2 separate regions of the Homo sapiens genome follow, and region 2 is linked to region 1. Evidence: chromatin contacts called from ENCODE Hi-C or POLR2A ChIA-PET data. All regions are on one chromosome and are shown on one strand. The core of a region is the stretch at or near the end of the contact, and the rest is flanking DNA. Distances in the headings are between cores, read along the strand shown. Region 1 overlaps CLYBL (citramalyl-CoA lyase). Region 2 overlaps UBAC2 (UBA domain containing 2).

Region 1 (3,975 bases), core at 496-2,995:
AGAACCCCCAGACCTTAGGGTGGCGTGTTTGTCAGGGAGTAGACCAGGGTGCAGTTCTAGGCAGACCACTAGATGGCACTCACACATTGGTGTTCAGTCGGGTCCACGGCACTTTCCACTTTGGGCTTCTGTAAAATCTCCCCATGAACTAGCCAAAGCTTTGTATCTGTCATCCCGCCATTTGTCCCTCTAACCTCTCTTGATCGTCTACAGATAGGTATATATATATGTTCCTCTCTAGTTCATTTTTCTCTTAACATTTAGTGACCTTAAAAACCTGGCAGAAATACCTTCAAAGCCTCCCACCTTGTTAGCTGCATTGCCGCATTTTTACTGTTCTCCTAAGCCAATGTTTACATGGCAGTAAATCCATGTTTAGAGTAGGTAATAGAGAAACCTGTTTCTCTCTCAGTCACTCTGAGGGTATGTTTGATAAAGAAATGGAAATTGAGAGGATGAGTTATTAAAAGGATTAATAGGTAACAAATTTTTTTAAAATTTCCATTCAAAATTATGGGTTGGTAAATTGTAAGATACTTAAAATTAATGAGTTGTTTTATCAAATCATTTTCTGTTGTTAGAGAATTTTCAGCAAGCTGAGATTCAAATGCAAAATGTCTTATTGCATACTGCTGGCTCTAGGAAGGAGGAGGGACAGACAGGAAATCATGGTTGATGTTATCTTTACCAAGGTGCATGTGGTGTGAAAGCAAAACCCCATCTTAAATTCATCATCCGTTCTGATGTTGCACAGAAATGAAAATTAATTTCTATATGTCAACTAAAATGGATTCTGCTCCTGCCTGGTTCAATTCTGTCTTAGCTGCGTGGACATCTTGGGGAGCTGCTCTGATGGTACATGCAGACGTGCTTCATCTGTGCACTTCTTAGCTGAGATAACAGTGCTCCGAGCCCCACTGTTAAGGTTAACCTGTATACTGCAGAAGGACAACAGATGGAAATTCTGGTTTGCAGCCACTGCAGAAAAATAAAAACATGTTCCAAAGGGAAAAGGATCTTGTATTTCTGCGTTTGAACCTTTGATCCGCATTCACATCTGAAGGGAGGGCTAAACCTTTTGGTGGAGACACATGGCTTTGCATCTGTGAAAACACAGCTGTATAGAGCAAAACAAAACTAGTGGAAAATACAATGGTTTTGCTGTGTCAGGCTCACCGCTAATGCTTGAATTCTATATAAATATTGTCTTTTGATAGTTCTTTCAAAAATCTTTCTTGACTTTCCATATAATTGTCCAATAATGTTATTCTTTTAAATTCAGATTTGGGGCTTTTTAGGATTAAGGCACAAATGTCTCTTTTCTTTTAAAAAGGCAGTAAAATAAACAGATTGTAGTTAGATCATAATAACATCTAAATTTTGACCTAATTAGAGGGGGAGATGGGGAAAAAAACTCTTTAAAAGAAGATTAAGGTAAAGTTCTAACTTTATCCTTGATTCTGAATTTTTTTTCTTTTTTGGAAATATTGCATACATTTTATACTGCAAGTTACAATGTGAAGGGCCTTTGAAGCACTCTAAAGAGACTTAGCTGCTTTGTTTTGAGCAATTAAGGTTTGTTATTGAGTGAATTAAGCAGCTCTGCTGTGGCTCATCTGTAAATAGTGGTCTTCAGCGAGTTTCTTGATCCGCTTTTCCCAGGAACAGAAGCCAAGTCGGCTTCCTTAGGAGCTGCTCGCCCTGAGTCTCCATGTTTCCTCGCAGTCCGGGGCAGAACCCAAGCCCGTGCCTTCCTCGCCCTGCCTTCGGAGTTTCCTGCTATTGACCTGGCGGGGCGCGCCAGCCCTCCCTGCCCGCTGGTGCCGCGGTCCCTCTCGGCTGCAGCAGTGGGGCACAGGGACGTCATGGACAAAAGACGAGGATGCCAGTTCGATGTGCGAGCAGAAGGCCGCCTGCGTGCGCTCTGCAGAGCAACCGGCCCGGTTTCATAAGGGGCCGCCGGCAGGGGACTGCCATGGCGCCCCCTCCTACCCTTTTTGGCACCAGCAGCTTCATCCGCAGGCCCACTCGGGGTGAATAGTGTGGGAGCTCTCAAGAGAAAGAATTTTAGGTTTGTCGATAGTAATCACCACCTTCAGCGCTCCTCCCACTGCTGGAGAGACCGCGGACTGGGTGACAAGTCTTCCAGGCTCCCAGAAAGTTTCTGCTGCAAAGCGCAGGGTCCGCCTCCCACTTCCAGGAGGGACCAGGAGGGAACCATCGCGAAACCCCGAGGCTGCCGGGGACTCTGACTGAGGCCTTTCCTCCTGTGTCCCTCTCCCCCACGCCGGCCTCCCCTCCTTTCAACTCTCTGCGCTTTGAAACCGCGGAGTTGGGGTAGCTAGGCCCTCCAGCCCGGCGACAGGCCTCGGCCACAGGCAGCGGGGCGGGGTGTGGACAGGAACAAGGAGGTGGGGTGGGGAGGAAGCCTCGGGCAGAGCAGGTTCTCTGCGGAGTTTCGGCAGCCGGGTTTATCCATTTTGATTAAAGAAAAGTAAAAAAAATCCCCCAAAACCAAACAACAAAAACCCTCTCCCAACCCCCAACCCGCCTCCACAGCTGCATTTTGTTCCTGGGACTGTTGGTGTCACCAGAGCCTCTTTTTTTATGCAATCCTAGACTCCATTGCAAAGGACTTGTAAAGCCTATTAATTTTTCAGGCAAAACAGATCAAGCCTGCCTTTGATGCTGCTGTTTCCTAATTTAGTATTCAAAGGTAAAGAATCCTACTACCGTCTCTTCACTTTTTACATAATTAAAAGAGATTTTTCCCCCAGGGGCAAAGAACTAGTTGCTTAGTATTTTTTGAAGTGAAAGGTCTAACTTTATATCACATCTGTTTTTATGCTCTTTCCTAAACATAACCAATATTTACTCTTTGCTGGTACTTAGTTGCATGCTATTCACCCTTGCATTTTAATTTCTGACAGAGAGGGGATTAGTATTCCTCTTCTAAATCATCCTCTAAGCTATGTGTGTGTGTGTGTATATATATATATGTATATATATGCGTGTGTGTGTGTATTTCTCCTCTAACAAACTGAGAGTGCAATTTAAAAAACTGTAGAATCAGTGATTGCCCTAACTTGTGCATGACTCTTGATTTCACACAGGAGCATTCAAAAGTTCCGTTAAGTGGGCTTTCACAGGTTTCCATCTGCTGTGTTTAATAGCAAATTGCGACCCTTCAAACCACTTCAAGGCCTTTTGTGTTCTTATCTGTGCATTTCAATACTTGCTGGGGAAGTGCCTTCAGTTTCACTACATATGCAAAAAGCCAGGCTTGAATTTTTTGACACCCCCTTTTCATTTGTTGGTGGAGTCCTGTTTTCTATTGTTTGCTTGTTGATGTTGGCAAAAGTCATTTATTTAATGATGCCAGGAATACTATGCCCTATTCTTTATTGGCAGGAAATCCTAAAACATCCGGGAGTAGTTTAAAAATTAATGCATGCCGTTGAAACTTACATATTGGCATAGTTTTATTTTCCCATCATAAGGTAGATGATATTTTAAAGGTATTATATAGTAATAGTCACCAGAAGCCAATTAAAACCACTAGGATTCTATCAAAAACCTGTTTGGCGGCATAAATAATTGATATGTGGAAATAAAGCAGCATTCTCTGGGCAGGGGCCTCCTGTACAGACCTGGGTGGCGTTAGCAGTCTCTCTTCTGTGAACCAGGGGGCGATTTCTGGGCATAATATCACCTGGATTTAAAAAACTTAATAATAAGGCCACACACGCATTTTTAAAAAAACTTCCCTTGCCTGTGGAGACAGAGAGGAGATAGCGATGTTATTTTCAGGTGTTTGAGCTTCTTAGAGAAAAAGAAACAAATACCAGACTCCTTAGGAGCTAGGTGCGAATGGAATAAATTGAGGCACTCCAGCGACACATCCAGCTTGTTTTAAATGATGTGATTAAAAAGGACATCTGAGAACAAATTTATGAAGTTGTTATGGCAACTGAA
Region 2 (3,975 bases), core at 723-3,222, 390 kb before region 1:
CCTGGGCTACAGAGTGAGACTCTGTCTCAAAAAAAAAAAAAAAAAAAAAAAGAAACACAAAAGGTAAAGAAGGTAAGAGAGAGAACATTAGGTCTTTCTCTTGAGTCTTAAAAATCAGCTGTAGAGGCACTGAATGATAGAGTTGTTTGGCTTGTGAAATGGCATCATGGAGTGACTGCCAGTTGACACTAATATGCCCCTAGATGCCATTTGTAGGATTACAGGGAAACAAGGATGTTGCTGGTGGTCCAGGTTGGCATCAGGATGGGGTGGAGATGGAGATTGGCCATGGGAGAAACAGGTGGAGAACAGGCATTGCTTACCCCAGAGAGAAGAAACTGGGGCAGAACTGTCTTCCACTGTTGAAAGGGCTGCCCAGTGAAAGAGGAGTTAAATAAGGGGGGAATGGCCTGTGGTGAATGAAGACCACGGGGACATGCTACGGGATATAGCTTTGGGCTTGGCATAAGGAGTAACTTTGCAGCACTCACTGTCTCAAGATGAGGTGATCTCCCTTGGGAGCTGCTGAATTTGACACTGAGGATACTCAGGCTGTGGCTGGGAGAGTGCGAGGCAGGGGTGTTGCAGGAAGTCCACTCATTGGTAGGTACCACAAATGGAGTGCCTATGAAATCCCTTTAAACCGTGAGCATTCTGTGGTTTAAATGAGCTATATTCTGATTCTGTGCTCTTCTTTATTGTGAGATTCATAAGTAGGCTTAGAGAACTAGAGAAATTAATTGGAGTCCAGCCAAGGGACCGCATTTCCCAGGATGTTCTGTGCAGCCTAGTACTGGTACAGCAGAACTTGTTCCAGGACATAATTCACTGCAATGTAGAGTTATTATTATATTTCTCAAATTCTGTAATACAAAGAGGTTTGATATTTTTTCTATATAATCTAAGTGATTGATTTTTTGCTTTCTTATAAGCAAGGGGTATTTTTAAATTTTGAAGTACGTACTTCCAGAAAGTCTTTATAAATACTTAAAGAGGAATAGAATGAGAAAATCCTGACACCATTAAGGTAAGAGCTAAATAATGAGTTGGTAGGGTGACATATTTGAAACATTTATAAAATAAAATATTCAAAATAAATTACATTTTTCATATTATTACTACGAATTCTTACAGAACTTCAATCTAGACTGTAAGCTTCCATGTTAAAGCTGTTTTCCCCTTTCTGAAATGAGCATGCTCAGCAGTTCAGTAGGCATTGCCTGCAGTAACACTGCACTAGATGGCAGTGTTACATAGAACTTGATAAAAGCTTTAACTCCTCTAAAATAAGTTATTAAATGGGGATCATATGGTGAAACATTTTTGTAATAAATAACAGAATGGTATTATACTTTATACAAACACCTTTAACAGTTTGATACCCTGTGACTATTTCATAAAGGCGTGTGCTGTAGTTAGAATTAAAAACTGGTATTGTGTATGTGTGTTAATTTTTCCTAAACAACACAATAAAGTATTTTAAACACCACTGGTATAGCAATTGTGAAACTCCTATGATGTAAACCTAAGAATGATTTTTAGTTCTGATTATTCATGGGCTCAGCTCAGCACAGTTCCAAATTTTAACTACGTAAGGTGAGGCAACACACTACTTGGCCCTAATAGTAACATTAAAGAAAAAAATAATCATTATCTGAAAATTATTGAGCTAATCAAAGAGAATTGTAAGCAGATATTTTTATCAAGGGCATATGGTAATATTGTTTGCCATTTTGTGTCTCTTTGAAGTCTTATATGAACCACAGACTGTTTTCACTAGAATGCACATGTATGTAAATGTTAATAAGAAAATAATTGGAATTTAGCAGAGGTGAATATTATGGTCACATTTATAGTCATCAGCTTTTGTCTTCCTAAATAATGCTCCTTAGCTAATTCTTGGGCACAGATCAAGTGTTAGATTTTAATTACTACTTTTTACATTTCTATATCAATGTCCAAGATTATAGTGGTATCAACAACAAGTAGAATATTTTCAAAACCCAGAAAGTAAGTAAGTAGGGAACGAGAGTTTGTACTTAGAAACATAGTTAGATAGAAATTGATGGTTGATGGTGTGGACATGCACATGAGTTCTGAAGAAGAATAAAAATAAGGAACAGGAAGCTGAACTGTAAAAGATGATTTTCAGTACATTGCGTACTTTTATTAACTTAGAAAATATGCTAATCTTTTATGGTAAATTATGGAGGAAGTCAATTTCAGTCATGTTTTAGGAGAAGAAAGAATTTCCAAAGTGAGGAAGAGAATAGCTTGACACTTCCTTGTATAAAGTAGCCACTTAGTAAATGTTTGGGTATTTATGCATGCATGAATGAATGAGAGAATTCTACCTCATATTTTACAAGAGCAATCGGCTCTTTTCTGATTTCCCCAATCTTTTTGCATTCTCTTTTCCTCTTGTTAAATTATTTGTTGAGCACCTACTTTATGATAAGCCTTGTTCTGGGCTCTGAGGATCCTGCACTGATCAAAGCAGACAAAATCTTTGTCCTCATCGACTGTACATTGTAATTGAGGGTAAAAGACAGTAAACAAAATAAAAATTTGTAATATATATATGCCAGATCATGATCTGTGTTGTACAAAACTAAATAAACTAGGGAAGGGAATGCCAGGGTGTGAGTGGGATTGCAGTTTTAATAATTCTAGTAAGGAAAAGCTTCAGAAATCAGGTAATATTTGAGCAAAGACCTGAAGGGGTCAAGGTGTGAGCTATGTGGAGATATTGGGGAAAGTATTCCAGATATCAGAGACTGCCAGTGCCAAGGCCCTCAGGTGGAGATGGGACCATCCCGTACGTGGACAGCTGGAGCAGAGTGATGGGGGGATGGGGTGTGGGAAGATAGCAGGAGATGAGGCCAGGGAGGTAAGAGTGGTCACTGTCCTGTCAGGCCATTGTACTAATTTTGGCCTTTAATCAGGGCATTCGGGAGCCATTGCATGATGCTTTGGGAGATGAAGTCATGTTGGCCTGTGCTTTCTTTTCATTGTTTCCCATTCTTTTTTAAAAAAGCACTTAATCATTTTATACATACTTAGAGTTTTTAAATTGTTTTTCACTTCTGCTTCTCAGGTTATCAAATTCTCCCTCAGGGTAGTCTGTTGTTTCTTAGAGTTTTAATTTTTTATTGTGAACTCATTTTCAGTGGTTTCATTTGCTCTTCGAGTCCCCATGTCCCCCAGCTCACAAAAGTATCTCTGTTGAGGGATTTTGTGTTTACTACTGCTGGGTCCTGAGGGGTTTTTGTTGCCTGGATTAGCTTTTATATTATTTTCTTACCTTAGAGCTCCCAGACCATTCAAGTGGGGGTAAATCTAGGCCACAAATTCAGGTATGATGTTGGCCTTAGATTTTAATTTTTTGTTAGGACTGTTTGATCTTTTTGTTTCCAAGGCTTTTAATGTAAGCTAACTTTCTTTGTTGTTTCAGCAGACTATAAATGGAATATTTTTAGTCTTCTCTCTAAAAGACAGTGATCTTTGATGGTCTGGGCTCAGTCCCAGCTCTCTTTCCTTGAGCTGCTTAAGGTCACCTCTTTTAGCTCTACTAGACCTAAAAATCCCAGCCCTCAACTCCAGGGGCTTGTATCTAGGTCAAGTGCCTTGTGGGCCACTAAAGCAGCCCATATTTTAATTTCTATCTTTGTTTCTGATATCTGGGTTCATTAGAGAAATTTTTAAGCATGTATAAGAAAGGAGAGAACACTGTAATGAACCCCATGTTTCAACATCACCCACTTTCAACACTGATCAACTCATGGCCACCTTGTTTTATCTATATCCTTAATCTTAAGCCATTCTCATGGGCCTGTGACAGACTCTCTTTGGCATATAAACCCAGGAGCAGGAATGTAGGGTCATAGGATATATGAGTGTCTTAGTAAACTCGTGCTGTCATAGAGTGGGTGGCTTACACAGAAATTTATTTTCTCACAGTTTTGGAGGCTAGAA

Evidence for each region. A loop is a pair of places that touch in the nucleus more often than their neighbours do. ChIA-PET counts read pairs that join two places held with the same protein, here RNA polymerase II (POLR2A). Pooled maps may share reads with other maps.
Region 2: a map of naive thymus-derived CD4-positive, alpha-beta T cell shows a loop between it and region 1 (8-fold over the local background). The contact joins two enhancer-like sites. A Hi-C loop is called at or near these places in 2 of 168 maps with a recorded cell type or tissue (GM12878 and naive thymus-derived CD4-positive, alpha-beta T cell) and 9 of 50 pooled maps. POLR2A ChIA-PET finds 5 or more read pairs at or near these places in 4 of 52 experiments (CD4-positive, alpha-beta T cell, Panc1, activated CD4-positive, alpha-beta T cell and 1 more).

What each region holds. Positions count from the first base shown.
Region 1 is chr13:99,656,231-99,660,205 of GRCh38, forward strand. The region is part of intron 1 of CLYBL (citramalyl-CoA lyase); the gene reads left to right. Among named protein-coding and RNA genes, the nearest start is that of MIR4306, 15 kb to the left of the region's middle. RefSeq lists enhancers at 1-82, 1,983-2,072, 2,083-2,132, 3,013-3,528. Within about 2 kb of position 1,746, at least 29 of the 41 ENCODE cell types and tissues checked have a DNase peak (open chromatin) inside an H3K27ac peak, as active enhancers do.
Region 2 is chr13:99,268,584-99,272,558 of GRCh38, forward strand. The region is part of intron 4 of UBAC2 (UBA domain containing 2); the gene reads left to right. Among named protein-coding and RNA genes, the nearest start is that of GPR18, 12 kb to the left of the region's middle. Within about 2 kb of position 1,973, at least 2 of the 41 ENCODE cell types and tissues checked have a DNase peak (open chromatin) inside an H3K27ac peak, as active enhancers do.